Linked DNA regions of Homo sapiens: all the other regions are linked to region 2. Evidence: chromatin contacts called from ENCODE Hi-C or POLR2A ChIA-PET data. All regions are on one chromosome and are shown on one strand. The core of a region is the stretch at or near the end of the contact, and the rest is flanking DNA. Distances in the headings are between cores, read along the strand shown.

Region 1 (2,700 bases), core at 132-2,631, 550 kb before region 2:
GGAAAGCGCTTAAGTGTCGAAGCCAGACAGGCCAGGGCTCAGCACCTGTCTCCTCTGCTTCCTACCTGGGCGAGGACTTACATCTCCCAACCTCAGGTAACTCATCTGAAAAAAGGGCGTGAAAGAGACCCCCACCCTGGGAAGACTAAGTGAGACAACGCGTGGAGAACATTGCACACGCGGGCTTAGGTCAAGTGCAACAAACCTGCGTTCATCACCGGCTCTCACTCTGCTCTGGGCAGGCACAAGCTGAGGGGTTTATGGTGCTGGCTCTTTCAGCCTCAACAACCCAGCGAGGAAGCAGGTGCCTGTACTGCCTTCACAGACCAGTGAGACACCCAAGACACAGAGAGATGAAGTAATTTGCACAAAGTCACCCAGCTCTTTGAGCCAGAGTTAAGGCCAGGCAGCCTGATCTGGAGTGCACGTGGGTGCACAGATGCATGTCTGTGTGCGTGCGTACATCCATGCATGTCTGTGCACGTGTACGTGCATGTGTGTGTGGTCCACGTGTGCGATTCTTCCCTCTGAGCCTCTAGCGGCCCATGCCAGCTGGTGACTCCCTCAGCCAAGGCATCCCCAGCCAACCCACTGGCATCTGGGTGGGGGGATCGACAGTTTCTGTGGCTGTCCCACCAGTTCCAGAGCGGCCTGGGAAGTCCCAGCCCTTTCTTCTCAGACTTTCATTAAGGGTCCAGGGTCCCCAGGGGCAGACTCTTGTCCCCTCCCCGCAGACTCCTCCTGTGTGAATGAATGTGGAAGGGAAGGCAGAGGTGGCGCCTGCAAACCATCCGCACTGGGCCACTGTGCCCTCTAGTTATGATCATGGGCGATAGTGATCATCCCATGTAGATGCTGAGAAATTCTTAGAATGAGCATTTGTTGGAAATCTGCTTGTGTGGGTGGCAAAGACATGAGAGGTCTAGGGAAGAGCAGATTTTCAGACAAGGCACTTTAGGGAGGGGGAGGTACAGCCCTTTGGCCCAGAATGCCCATTGATGGAGAGGGCGGGTCAGGGGAGAGGGTATCTTAACCCTCAAGTGCCAGCGTAGTGATGAGGAAAGGCTGGCCTGGTGGGCCCCCCATGGACTAAGCATCCTTAGGCACTTCACCTGACTCCTCTGAGACTGTGGTGCCTCCTTCACCCCTGACCTGCCTGCTTTCTACCTAGCTTCTCCCGGTGCCCACTTGAGCCCAGCTGAGGCCTCAGGCCCTTGAGTGGCCTGGGGGTGGTAGAGGGACTTGGCCCGTGAGATCTGGCCATGGCTGCTCCATTTCGCAGAAGCCACTCTCACGGGCTGCCACCGAAGCACGGGCTTCCCCCTTTCCGGGAACCTGCCTCCTGCCAGCTTCCTCTCCTGTGACATCACTTCTCTTGTGATTCGCCCCACCATTTCCACTCACTCCCAGCCAGTGGGGACAGGCAGAACCATGGGTTCCCTAGGCCAGCTGGAGCCACCCCCGACCCGGCCTGGCCTGGCTATGGGGTGGCCCTTGTGTTCTCCGGAGCGCTAGTGGCCAGCACAGGCGGCAGCCACAGACACTTAGTAGGAACTTCAGTGTGGCTGACCTGAGCTGGGCTGGCCGTGCAGGAGAGTGCAAGCTGCTTCCTCCATGAGCTCACAGCCTGACGTCAGCAAGTGCTTCAAAGAAGTCATTTCCTATGCATGCCTTAAACCATGCCACAAGGGAGATACGATCACCCCTGTTTTACAAATGTGAAAACTAAAGCTTGCTGAGGGTGACCCAAGGTCACACAGCTTGTTCCTGGGGCAAAGCCAGGCTGCCAATTCAGCTCTGCAGCCCCAGGTCTAGAGCTCTGGCAATGCCAGGTGCTGCTCTCCTCCCCTCTTCAGCACTTGCCTTCTGTGACCCTCCTTCCCCTTTAATCTGTCTGTAGGTAAGGGCACGGGGGTGTGCATTCATCCACCCACGCACCCTTCTTTCCTTCTTCCTTCTTGTGTTCTCCCCACCCTTCCATCCATCCATCCATCCATCCATGCATCTATCCCTCCAGGCAGTACATCCTGACAGGGTCCCTGTCTACCTCCTGGATGAGGCAAGAAGGAAATATTCCCCATATCCAGAGAGGTGAGGAAGCAAGGCAGGCCACACGGTGCAAAAATGTGCCTTCAGACACTCAGTACTTTGTAGCCAAGATGAACTGGCAGGCATCGCAGCAGTCAGGCTTCTGGTGCTTCTTGGAGAGGGCTAGAGGGGAGCACTTGTTGGACGGGAGGCACTGGAGAGCCAGAGAATGTGCACCCTCCCCCAGAGAGTTCTGCAGCAGAAACAGAAAACTCAGATGGGCCAAGGGGCCAGGCCAGGGCTAGAGTCTATGATGGGGGGTAGGGTAGTCCAGTGGTGTTTTCGGGGCTTTTCTTTCTTTCTCTCTTTCTCTTTCTTTCTTTCTTTCTTTCTTTCTTTCTTTCTTTCTTTCTTTTTCTTTCTTTCTTTCTCTTTTTCTCCTTCTCCTTCTCCTTCTTCCTCTTCTTTCTCTTTCTTCTTTCTTCTTCCTTATTCTCCTTTTCCCTTCTTCTCCCTTCCTCTTCTCCTTCTTCTCCTTCTCTTCCTTCTCCTCCTCCTCTTTCTTCTTCTTCTCCTTCTCCTCTTCCTCCTCCTCCTTCTTCTTCTCCTCCTCCTTCTCCTCATTCTCTTTCTCCTTTCTTCCTCTTCATCTTTTCTTCTTCTTCTCCTCCG
Region 2 (2,700 bases), core at 81-2,580:
AGCCGGACGCAGTGGCTCACGCCTGTAATCCTAGCACTTTGGGAGGCCGAGGTGGGTAGATCACCTGAGGTCAGGAGTTCGAGACCAGCCTGGTCAGCAAGGTGAAACCCCGTCTCTACTAAAAGGAAAATTAGCCGGGCATGTTGGTACACGCCTGCAATCCCAGCTACTCGGGAGACTGAAGCAGGAGAATCACCTGAACCTGGGATGCGGAGGTTGCAGTGAACTGAGATAGCGCCACTGCACTCCACTCCAGCCTGGAAGACAGAGCAAGACTCCGTCTAAAAAAAAAAATTAGCCAGGCATGGTGGCATGCACCTGTAGCCTCAGCTGCTCCGCACGCTGAGGCGAGAGGACCACTTTAGACCAGGAGTTAAAGACCAGCCCGGGCAACATAGTGAGACGCTGTCTCTACAAAATTTTTAAAAATCATTAGCTGGCCGGGTACGGTGACTCATGCCTGTAACCCTAGCCCCAGTGGGTGGACTGTTGAGCTCAGGAGTTTGAGACCAGCCTGAGCAACATAGCAAAACCCCATCTCTACCAAAAATACAAAAATTAGGCAGGCGTGGTTGTGCGTGCCTGTGTACACCAACGACTCGGGAGGCTGAACTGGGAGGATCGCTTGTACCTGAGAAGTCGAGGGTGCAATAAGCCGTGATCCTGCCACTACATTTCAGCCTGGGCGACAGAGCGAAACCCTGTCTCAAAAAATAAATAAAAATAAATAAAAACACTGTTCCAGAAATCCCTGTCCTACAATTAAGTTTGAGAACTGCGGAAGTATGGTTTGAACTCTGGCGGTTAGAACCCTAAACTAACAGTCTGATCTAGGCAGGTCACTTGGCACTTCTGAGCCTCAGTTTCCACAACTATAAAGGCGGAGGAGTAACAATAAGGACCGCCTAAGACACCGACGGACCTCCCCTGCGCTGAGTTTCACATTAAGCAGGCAGGTAGAACAGGCGGGGAGTCGCGGGTGACGGTGGGATACATGGGGGCTGAGGCGCGCCGCGAAGCATTGTGGGACACAGAAGGGCGCCAGTCGCTCCCCGCCTCGAGCTTCGATTGCGCGGCCGCCAAGTTTCAGTGATGAACGCCCTCTTTGGGCGTCCCCGGATACCGCCTGACGTAGTGCCAATCACACCTCTCGCGTCTCGGCGCCTCGGAGGCTAATGAGGACGCCTGGCGAAACGCAGTAACGGATTTCCGGGTGGACCTTCGCTTTACGGCTCGTGAGTTCTTCCGCCCAACCCAGAGGAAGCGGGAGAGCAGTTTACGACAGCGCCGGTCGTGTTTACGGCGGCGCCCGCTGCGCGCGCATGTTTCCTCTTTTCCTGGTTTCTCAAGAGTGCTGCTGCTAACGCGGTCCCCGGCACGCACCATCTGTTGCCATCCCGGCCGGCCGAGGCCATTGCAGGTGAGCGGCGTGTTTCATAGGTTCCTGCGGCCCTCCGGAGCCGGTTCGGACTAGGTCCAGCCTTCGGGGGGCCTCCCGGAAGAGACCTCTCTTAGTCCCTTCCTGCTGTTGCCGTCCCTCCGCTGGGCGGGGCAGGAATCCACTTTCGGGGGCCCCGCGTCCCGCACGCTACTGAACGCGGGACACGACCTTGTGGGTGAGGTCCTTGGCCCTCGGCCCTGCTCAGTGCCCATGAGCTGGGTGAATTTGATTGTCACTTAACTCACCTGGGTTAAGACGGAGGGGTAACAACAAAGTCTTTCTGAAGTGGCCGAAAACTCCCTGACTTTTTGAGTGAGGTCTTAGGGGTACCAGGCTGAGCGGTGTTTGGCCCCTGTTCTTAGGAATTCACAGTGCATAGGTTATCTTTCCTTTTTTGTGAAACTGGAGGCTAGGATAGAGAAGTAGATTTGATCTCTGATCTTAAATCTACCCCACCCCCTGTTCAGCGATGGACGGCTTATGATCTGTAGTGGCCTGCCAACCACAGAGCCCCTTCTGAGTGCCCTCTTGGAACCTCCCTATCCTGCCCCTGTGACTAGTACAGCTGTTACTTCGTTTTTGCTGAGCGGCTCAGTTTCTCCTCCTGGTTCCGCTCTGCTCTTAAAAAAAAAAACATTTATTAAAGCCAGGGTATCTCATCCCTGGCTTTCCAGGGAGGTGATGCAGGTCGAGCCTCGGGCCTCTTCCCTTCTTGAGCTTCTGACAGAACCCGATTTTTTAAAGTGTGTTTTGAGACTCGTTGTCTTGGTATTATGATGTACGGTCTCAAACCCCTGATCTTTGCGGGCTGCTGCCCAGCTGTAATATAATGGAAAGAAGGCTGGACTGACAGCAGGCAACCCTGGAAATCAAATCTGTTTTGAAATGATGAGGTCAGCTGCTTGAGTAGGCTGAGCTTCAAATTTTTGCCTCTAAAGTAGGGGTGGGGGGGTGGTCAATGGTGTTAAATTATCTGGTATAGGGCCTAACACGTAGGAGCTCAGCAATATTTATTTAATACAAATTGTTCTGAGACCACCACCCTTTTTCTTCTGTCCTCTTCCTATAGTTTCTATTAGAAAGATGAAACTTCTAGGTTCATCCTGTGTTGCTGTCACCCAAATGTCATCTCTGAAGGAAGCCTCAATCTCCCCAGCATGGGGCTTTGAGGAGAGTTTACTAAGTTCAGCATACCTGTTCTTTTGATTGCTCTCCAGCCTCCAAGAAACATTTGATTTTTGTTTTTTTGAGACGGAGTC
Region 3 (2,700 bases), core at 115-2,614, 590 kb before region 2:
GCTCTTATGCCTCAGTTGCCCCATCTGTGAATTGGGCAGGCAGATTGGATGATTTCTAAGTGCTCTCCTAGCCCTGACATTCTGTGGTTCCAGGTGCCACATGGAATATGGCTTAAGGCCTGGGCTACATGTATTTTACATCAAGAGTTCACGCTGGGGTTGGGGGGTGGGGATGAGAGTAGGGATTGCAACTGACTCATTTGCTTGGCACCTGCTGATCCCTGGGTTTGAAGTAGCCCTGCCCTGCCACCCAAGCTATCTACCCTCAGGTTCCTATGCATCCCTCAGAACCCCACTCAAGCATCTCTGCTTCTGGCAGGCCCTCTGATTTGCCCCCAAGTAGAGTAGATTACTTCCTCCTACTGTCCCCCTCCTGAGCTACCTCTGTTATAACCAACTGTTGTGCCGTGGGTCAGAGCCTGGGCTAGATTCTGGGGATCTAAGGGTGATACTAATAGCTTTGGAAGAACATCAGGTAGAGCCCCGTTAGCTCAAGACTTTAGTCAGAAAAGCCAGGCACAAGAAGACTCTGAAAGGACCTTCTAATTGGGGAAGGAGGGTGGAATGTTGGGTGGAGCTTTAGCAAGGGGGCTCAACTGGAACTCAGCTAGTTTTGGTTATAGTTGATTGAGGATGGTGCTTGGAAGAGAGAGGAATTGTTCTTGCAGATTAGCAGCCACTATTTGACAATTTGGGCTTTATCAACAGGCAGTGGGGGAGGGACAGCTTTGGGGTCAAGGATCTGTGAGAGCCACTGTGGAATGTTCTCGGTCCTTCAAAGTCTTCGAGAACTGCATGTATTGAGCACTTAGATGCGTCAGACTCTGTTATAAGCACATTGATCCTTCCACTCTCTGGAAGCATCCTTAACTCACTGGATCCTTAAGCAAATGCCATGAGGGAGGTACTATTCTTAGCCCATTTTATAGCTGAGCCTATGGCTCAGAGTGGCCAAGTGACTTACCCATGATCACACAGCTAGAATGTAGTGGAGCAAGTTGAACCCAGGCAATATTTAGCACCCACATGGCACAGCTTCTTACAGCTTCTAAAGGGTGTGCACCCCTGGTATCCCACACAAACACACAGTGACCTACCAAGATAGGAATGACAGAGGTTCTAAGTCTTGTTCCTCAGTAGAGGCCCAGAGGCCCTGAGGGGATGGCGGTGCCGTGTCCCGGGCCACACAGTGCGTTTGGTAGTGGGGGAGGGAGTGTTGATTAAATTTGAGCTCACCACCAGCACCTGTGACAGGCCTGGGACATCCCCTAGGCTGACTTGCTTAGAGACATTTTCCACCACCAGGGCTATGACACACTCGAGGCTCCCATCACAGAGCCTGGCAGAAAGTGAGGCAGGAAGCGCTGAGTGGTGAGAGACGCAGGTCGGGTAGTGGAGGGGGGAGTGCCCAGTCTACGATTCCAGGAAGCCAGGATGCAGACGGAGGGAGGAGCAGAGCTGGCAGACAATGTCTCATCTCCCATTCCTCTATTTACCTGGCCTCATGCTGGGCACTGGCCACAGAGAGGAGGCCGGCTACTGCTCTGTCCACAAAGAGTCTCCAACCTTGTCTGGGAGGGAGTGACTCTGGAGGACACATACAAGTAGACCAGCTGATCACAGCCCTCCTTCGGTGTGGAAGAAAATCAACCCGGTCCTGTGAGCACAAGCCTTGATCAGGAAATGGTGCCAGTGAACACTCTGGTGGAGTCTTCTAACCTGGGGAGGAATTGTGGAATGCCGTGCGGGGCTTTAGCAAGAGAGGCTGAGCCAGAGTTCAGGTAGTTTTGGATAGCTGCTTGAGGATGGTTCTTAGAAGAGGAAGGAATTGTTCATTCATTCATTTATTCATTCAACAGACATTTAGGAGGGCCTAGTACCTGCAAGTCACGGTGTTGGGGATCCAGCAGCGAGCAAAGCCCCCTTCATTCTACACTTTCAGCCTTTGTGGACACCTTGGGGCAGTGTGGCATAGTGGTTATAGCCTTAACTCTGGAGCCCCGCAGCCGGGTTAAGTACTGGCCCCCTCACTCTGGAGCCCCGCAGCCGGGTTAAGTACTGGCCCCCTCACTCTGGAGCCCCGCAGCCTGGGTTAAGTACTGGCCCTGCTGCCTATCAGCTGTGACTTTGGACAAATACCTAAGCTTCTCCGTGCCTCAGTTTTCTCATCTGTAAAAGGGGACAATACCAGGACTGTTGTGAGGATGAAAGAAATAATTGAATGTGGCAGGGTGCTGTGGCTTGCACCTGTAATCCAGCACTTAGGGAGGTCCAGGTGGGAGGATCCCTTGAGCCCAGGAGTCCAAGACCAGCCTGGCTAACATGGTGAGACCCTGTGTCTACAAAAAATATATACAGAAAATTAGCCGGGCATGGTGGTACATACGTGTAGTCCTAGCTACTAGGGAGGCCGAGGTGGGAAGATCCCTTGAGCATAGGAGATTGAGGCTGCAGTGAGCATTGATCGTGCCACTGCACTCCAGCCTGGGCAACAGAGTGAGGCCCTGTTACAAAAAAAGAAGTAAGTTAATGTAAAGTACTTAGGAGAGAAGAGCTAGCCGTGGGAGAGACAGACAGAGACAGGGCTGTGACCAGGGCAGCCAGGGGCCAGAGATGTGGAAGCTGCTGACTTGCTGGCTGGCCTTTTGGATACTCTGTTGCTGTGTTGGTGATGGCTGTTTGGGGCAGGGGATGAGCTGG
Region 4 (2,700 bases), core at 104-2,603, 620 kb before region 2:
AAATGACTTTTATCCAAAAGGCAGGCAATAATGAATGCTGGTGAGGGTGGGGAGAAAAGGGAACTCTCGTACACTGTTGGTGGGAATGTAAATTAGTACAACCACTATAAAGAACAGTTTGAAGAGTCCTCAAAACACTAAAAATAGAACTACTATATGATCCAGCAATCCCACTGCTGAGTATATACCCAGAAGAAAGGAAATCAGTATATGGAAGAGACATCTGCATTCCCACATTTGTTGCAGCACTGTTCACAATACCCAGGATTTGGAAGCAACCTAAGTGCCCATCAACAGATGAATGAATAAAGAAAATGTGGTACATATATGCAATGGAGTACTATTCAGCCATGAAAAAGAATGAGATCCTGTCTTTGCAACCACATGTTTGAAACTGGAGGTCATTATGTTAAGTGAAACAGGCCAGGCACAAAAAGACAAAGCTCACATGTTCTCACTTATTTGTGGGAGCTAAAAATTAAAACAATTGAATTCATGGAAATGGGAAGGGCAGTGATGGAGATGGGAAGGGCAGTGGGGGTTGGAGGGGTGGGGATTGTTGTTGGGTACGAAAACAGAATTAGATCGAATGAATAAGATCTAGTATTTGATAGCATAACAGGGTGACTTTAGTCAACAATAATTTATTGTACATTTAAAAATAACTAAAAGAGTATACTTGGATTTTAACACAAAGAAAGGATAAATACTTGAGGTGATGGATACCCCATTTACCCTGATGTGATTATTATACATTGTATGCCTGTATCAAAATAGCTCATGTGCCTCATGAATATAGACACCTACCACATGCCCACAAAATTAAAAACTAAAAAAAACAGTCATCTCTGAATGCTAAACGGAGTAAGGGGCTTCCTGGAAGGCTGGGTGAAATGGGAGTCTCGGAAAGATGGTGTGTTGCAGGCTGGGAGGAGGGTGAGACGCTGGGGTCACCTAGAGGGACCTGCTTGTGTGAAGCCTACGTATTAGTGGGTATGTGTGTGACCGGATGGAGGCGTCAGAGGTGTTGGGTAGCCTGTGTGAGTTGGCGTGGGGGTGATGTAGGAGGGGAGAGAGGGAGGGCCTGCGTTCCCTTGGCTCCTGTGTGCAGCTAGGCCCCTATTTGACAATGTGTGTCTGTGTGTGTGTGTGTGTGTGTGTGTGTGTGTGTGTGTGTGTGTGCCGCCCCCAGCGTAGGAGGCAGATCTTTATCTGGCCCTGGGTGCTTGAGGAGTTTCAGGCTTTCTCATAAGCCTCGTCTCCCCGCCTCTCCACCCCAGGCCTTGCCCCTCTATCCTCTGCACAGGAAGTGGGCTGGCTCTGGGCTTTTAGTCTTTGCGGCCCCAGCAGCCAGAGCTCAGCAGGGCCCTGGAGAGATGGCCACGGTCCCAGCACCGGGGAGGACTGGAGAGCGCGCGCTGCCACCGCCCCATGTCTCAGCCAGGTGATGTCCCCCTGCCTCCCTCCCGGCCCCTGTGGACCAGCCAGAGGGCTGGGAGTGAAAGTCACAGAGAAGACTTTCAGCTCTGACTCAGTTCCCCCAGCAGTTTCTGCCTGAACTCCCATCCCCCAACTTTGTCTTAGAATTCCCCTAGGGAGGGGTTGGGCCCAGCTCTCATGGCTCCTGGCTGGAGGAAAAAGCGGTCCCCAGTCCCAGGTCAGCTCTCCTTCCCAACCCATTCAGGGGAGGCTAGGGACTGCTGTGGGATGAGGGGCTTCCCTGGGCTCTGTGTGCTGGGCCCCCAACCCGGAGAGGTGGAGAAGGGATGGGTGGATAGCCTGGGTGCCCGGAGAGGGTACGGGATATGGGGTGGGACAGGCGGGAGCCCCCTCCTGACCTCTGTGGAGTGGGGCCCATATACCGGGGGAGGCAGCCCTGTGTTGCGTGCTCATCAGGAGGCTTGTGGAGTAAGTGGGGACAGAAGGGTCCCCTTGGAGAGCCATCTATGAAGTGAAGTTGCTGCGAGGCCTCTGGGAGCCCCAGGCTGGAGGCAGAGCCCTGGGTTTGAGTCTGGGTTTGTCCCTCCCTTGGCTGCATGACTGGACAGGTCAGAAGCATCTCCGGACATTGGGGATGGGACCCTATCTTTGGGGCTGCCTGGAGCTCATGCTCTCTCCTCTCCTGGGGGCCGAAGCCTCCCACTCTTAACTGTGTTTGTAGCACCTCGGGGGAGGGAGGTGGAGTGAGGAGCTGAGCTATCCCCAAGGGTCCCCTTCCTTCCCCCACAGCCAGGGTCCCGCACCCAGCTGGAGAAGCCCCTGAAGTTAAATAGCAAGAGACAAGCACTGTGTATGGGAGCAGGGGGGTGGCAGGTGGAGGTGGCCAGAGAGGACGAGGGGACATAGGCCCCATTGAGTTCAGAGGTCAAGTTGGATGAACCATGGGCTCCCGAGCTCCTGCTTTACCACCCTGCCCCAGCCACCATATACCCCTGATGGCAGCAGGGGCCCCGAACTGCACCTGACCAGGTTCAAATCCCAGCTCTATGCCCTTCTCGCCTGGGTGAGAGGTTGACCCGTTTCTTAGTCTCCTCATTTGGCAAAAAGGAGGCATACTAGAGCCTCCTCATGGGGCTGTAGGGAGGGCTAAAAGCTGAACTACCCCCGAGCGCTCAGGGCAGGCAGTGTAGGCAGAGAGAGAGCAGGCACCAGTCCCTGTCCCCAGCAGCATCTCTCTGAAAATCAGATGGCTGGGGTCAG
Region 5 (2,700 bases), core at 1-2,500, 700 kb before region 2:
GGTGAGGTGGGGAGAGCAGCATTGGCAGTCCTGGTGGGAGTCAAACCTTGAGCAAAGACCTGGAGGTGGGAATGAGCTGTGAGCCAGGAAGGCGAGAGCTGTGGATTCTGCATGTCCCCAAATTCTCTTTCCCTGCTTATCTTCCTTCCAGGTTGCACCCCAGCGCTCCCACCTAGATGGGTCTGATCCTCCAGGATCCCCACCCAAAGCCTGATGGCACCCCGGCTGGCCATGCTGTCCCCTCCCTGTGGCGTTTCTTAGCAGATGGCTGCAGAGCTTCGTTGATGGTCTTTTCTGTACTGGAGGCCTCCTGAGGCCAGGAACGTGCAAATTTGCAGGTGCTGCATCCCAAGCCCCTCATGCTCCTGCCTTCCTGAGGGCCAGAGGGGAGCCCCAGGACCCATTAAGCCACCCCCGTGTTCCTGCCGTCAGTGCCAACTGCCGCATGTGGAAGCATCTACCCGTTCACTCCAGTCCCACCCCACGCCTGACTCCCCTCTGGAAACTGCAGGCCAGATGGTTGCTGCCACAACTTGTGTACCTTCAGGGATGGGGCTCTTACTCCCTCCTGAGGCCAGCTGCTCTAATATCGATGGTCCTGCTTGCCAGAGAGTTCCTCTACCCAGCAAAAATGAGTGTCTCAGAAGTGTGCTCCTCTGGCCTCAGTTCTCCTCTTTTGGAACAACATAAAACAAATTTAATTTTCTACGCCTCTGGGGATATCTGCTCAGCCAATGGAAAATCTGGGTTCAACCAGCCCCTGCCATTTCTTAAGACTTTCTGCTGCACTCACAGGATCCTGAGCTGCACTTACCTGTGAGAGTCTTCAAACTTTTAAACCTTGCCAGTCAGGACTTTTGCTATTGCAAATAGAAAACCCAACTCAACCTGCTTAAGCAGAAAATAAATTTATTGATTCAAGTTTGGAGATATCGTGATTTCAGGTGCAGCTTGATCAAGGTATTCAAATGATGTCATCGAGGCTTGTTTAGCTCTGGGCTCTGCCTTCTGCTGGCTGGTTCATTCTCAGGCAGGCGACTTAGGGCTTCATCCTCCCAAGTTCAAGTTCAGGGTTTCATCCTTCCAAGTTCAAGTTCAGGGCCTCATCCTTCCAAGTTCAAGTTCAGCCAAAAAGAGCAAATGTCTATCCCAGGCAAAGTTCTAACTAAGATTTACTGTGATTGGACCAGCTTAGGTCCTGGGCCCCCTTTTAACCAATCATATTTGTCAGAGTGGTGCAGTGCTGTGCTCTGACTGGCCAGGCATGGACCATATGCCATGCTGGAACAGAACTGCGGCAACCCCAGCGAAAGCGTGTGTACTGGGGGGGAGGGTGAGTTCCAAAGTGGGCTGAGAGCCTGGCGGGAATTTGGGAATTTGGGCGAGAAACCCTCAACCTCCACTACTGGAGGTCATGGGAAAGTGTTCATTTCAGCAGTGAAATGAAACAATGCTGGACCCCGAAGGTGATAAGCAAAGGGGAGTTTCTTTAAAAGAGAGGCGGGGTTGTTGTGAGGATTTAAGAAGTTCCGACATGGGCACAACAGTGCCTGCACAGTCAGTCCCACCTCAGGACTTGCTAAGTTCTGTGGAGGTGCCAGACCTCCCCCTCCTGCGGACAATTACTCTCCTCTATCTCAACTTCTCACTCATTCATCAAACACACATTTATTGAGCACCTCTTCTGTGCCTGGCACTGTTCTAGGTGCCAGGGATCCAGCAGTGCTCAGAAGTCCCTGCCCTCAGGAGGCTGACACTCTAGAGAGGCTAAGAGATCTAAGAGGCTGCCCCTGACAACCCAGAAGACCCCAATTTCCAGCCCATGAAATGCTTGAGTTTCCACATTGTGCTTTCCCAGAGCTCCCAGCCAACCCCACTATCCCCATTAGTCCCCATGTTCTGAGGCAGGACCCCCTCCAGCTCACTCACCTCCTGGGAGCCCCCCTTAAAAGGGATTAGGTGCAGAGGGGAAACCCCTTTGCTTTTCTTAGTTTCAGCTCAAAGTCATGATGTTTTCAAAGTTACTTCTCTTCTGAAACAGAAAGGAAATACTAAACCCCACCCATCCATGGCACCATACAGATGCAGGCGGCCAGGACCCCACTCCCTAGTATGTTCGATGTCTAAGATCCCTGAGGCACCCCCTGAGGTTGGCCAGAGTCTGAGGGAGCCTCTTTCTGATCCCTCCTCTTCACAGAGCCTTGGGATAAACTCCAGAGCCTCCGCAACAAACCATGGCCCTGAAGGTCTGGCCATCCTCTGCCTCCCACTCTTATTGCACTCGTGCCTCTACCATCAGACTGGACTGTCATTTCTTCCACTCCACATTCATGCTTCTTTCATTCCAGGCCTTTGAACATACTGGACCCCTTTCCTTTGCTCCTGGAACTTCCCTGCAGGGCAAAGGTGGGCCCGGATCTCCTTCCATGTGTGTTCAGCCCGTTAGGTCGACCCCAGTAGAGACAATCTTTGCTTCTATATGATAATAATGTCAGTAAATAACTTCCTTTACTCATTGTCTTGGCTCCCATGCACATATTATCTCATTTAATGTTCTAATAGCCTTCCAAGATAGGTACTCTTAGCCACGGTTTGCAGAAGAGGAGATGAGGATGCGGGAGGGCACAGGTTTGGCTCAAATTGACAAGGCAGATGCTGTCCTTTCCCACCCTCTCCCTCTGTTCCCATCCTCCTTGCTAA

What was found. Hi-C counts contacts between places; a loop is a spot of excess contacts on that map. ChIA-PET counts read pairs that join two places held with the same protein, here RNA polymerase II (POLR2A). Pooled maps may share reads with other maps.
Region 1: a loop to region 2 is called in a pooled map, with 6 times the contacts of the local background. The contact joins the enhancer-like site here to the promoter of EIF3D in region 2. A Hi-C loop is called at or near these places in 5 of 50 pooled maps. POLR2A ChIA-PET finds 5 or more read pairs at or near these places in 3 of 52 experiments (A673, activated B cell and activated CD4-positive, alpha-beta T cell).
Region 3: a loop to region 2 is called in a pooled map, with 13 times the contacts of the local background. The contact joins the enhancer-like site here to the promoter of EIF3D in region 2. A Hi-C loop is called at or near these places in 1 of 37 single-sample maps with no recorded cell type and 9 of 50 pooled maps. POLR2A ChIA-PET finds 5 or more read pairs at or near these places in 3 of 52 experiments (T-cell, activated T-cell and activated naive CD4-positive, alpha-beta T cell).
Region 4: a pooled map shows a loop between it and region 2 (10-fold over the local background). The contact joins the promoter of IL2RB here to the promoter of EIF3D in region 2. A Hi-C loop is called at or near these places in 4 of 37 single-sample maps with no recorded cell type and 7 of 50 pooled maps. POLR2A ChIA-PET finds 5 or more read pairs at or near these places in 2 of 52 experiments (HEK293 and activated CD8-positive, alpha-beta memory T cell).
Region 5: a pooled map shows a loop between it and region 2 (5-fold over the local background). The contact joins the enhancer-like site here to the promoter of EIF3D in region 2. A Hi-C loop is called at or near these places in 1 of 37 single-sample maps with no recorded cell type and 5 of 50 pooled maps. POLR2A ChIA-PET finds 5 or more read pairs at or near these places in 2 of 52 experiments (both activated CD4-positive, alpha-beta T cell).

The regions. Positions count from the first base shown.
Region 1 is chr22:37,078,717-37,081,416 of GRCh38, reverse strand. All of the region lies in intron 10 of TMPRSS6 (transmembrane serine protease 6), which reads left to right. Among named protein-coding and RNA genes, the nearest start is that of KCTD17, 28 kb to the right of the region's middle. RefSeq lists an enhancer at 56-1,036. Within about 2 kb of position 1,381, at least 5 of the 41 ENCODE cell types and tissues checked have a DNase peak (open chromatin) inside an H3K27ac peak, as active enhancers do.
Region 2 is chr22:36,527,796-36,530,495 of GRCh38, reverse strand. EIF3D (eukaryotic translation initiation factor 3 subunit D) reads left to right here and starts at 1,330. Exons shown (of 15, transcript NM_003753.4): 1 at 1,330-1,420. RefSeq lists enhancers at 1,060-1,459, 1,770-1,819.
Region 3 is chr22:37,121,000-37,123,699 of GRCh38, reverse strand. No RefSeq gene overlaps it. Among named protein-coding and RNA genes, the nearest start is that of TMPRSS6, 13 kb to the right of the region's middle. Within about 2 kb of position 1,364, at least 6 of the 41 ENCODE cell types and tissues checked have a DNase peak (open chromatin) inside an H3K27ac peak, as active enhancers do.
Region 4 is chr22:37,148,569-37,151,268 of GRCh38, reverse strand. It overlaps IL2RB (interleukin 2 receptor subunit beta), which reads left to right and starts at 1,353. Exons shown (of 10, transcript NM_000878.5): 1 at 1,353-1,444. RefSeq lists enhancers at 983-1,094, 1,177-1,208, 1,291-1,313 and a promoter at 488-1,443.
Region 5 is chr22:37,223,491-37,226,190 of GRCh38, reverse strand. It overlaps RAC2 (Rac family small GTPase 2), which reads left to right. Exons shown (of 7, transcript NM_002872.5): 7 at 152-921. Among named protein-coding and RNA genes, the nearest start is that of SSTR3, 12 kb to the right of the region's middle. Within about 2 kb of position 1,250, at least 5 of the 41 ENCODE cell types and tissues checked have a DNase peak (open chromatin) inside an H3K27ac peak, as active enhancers do.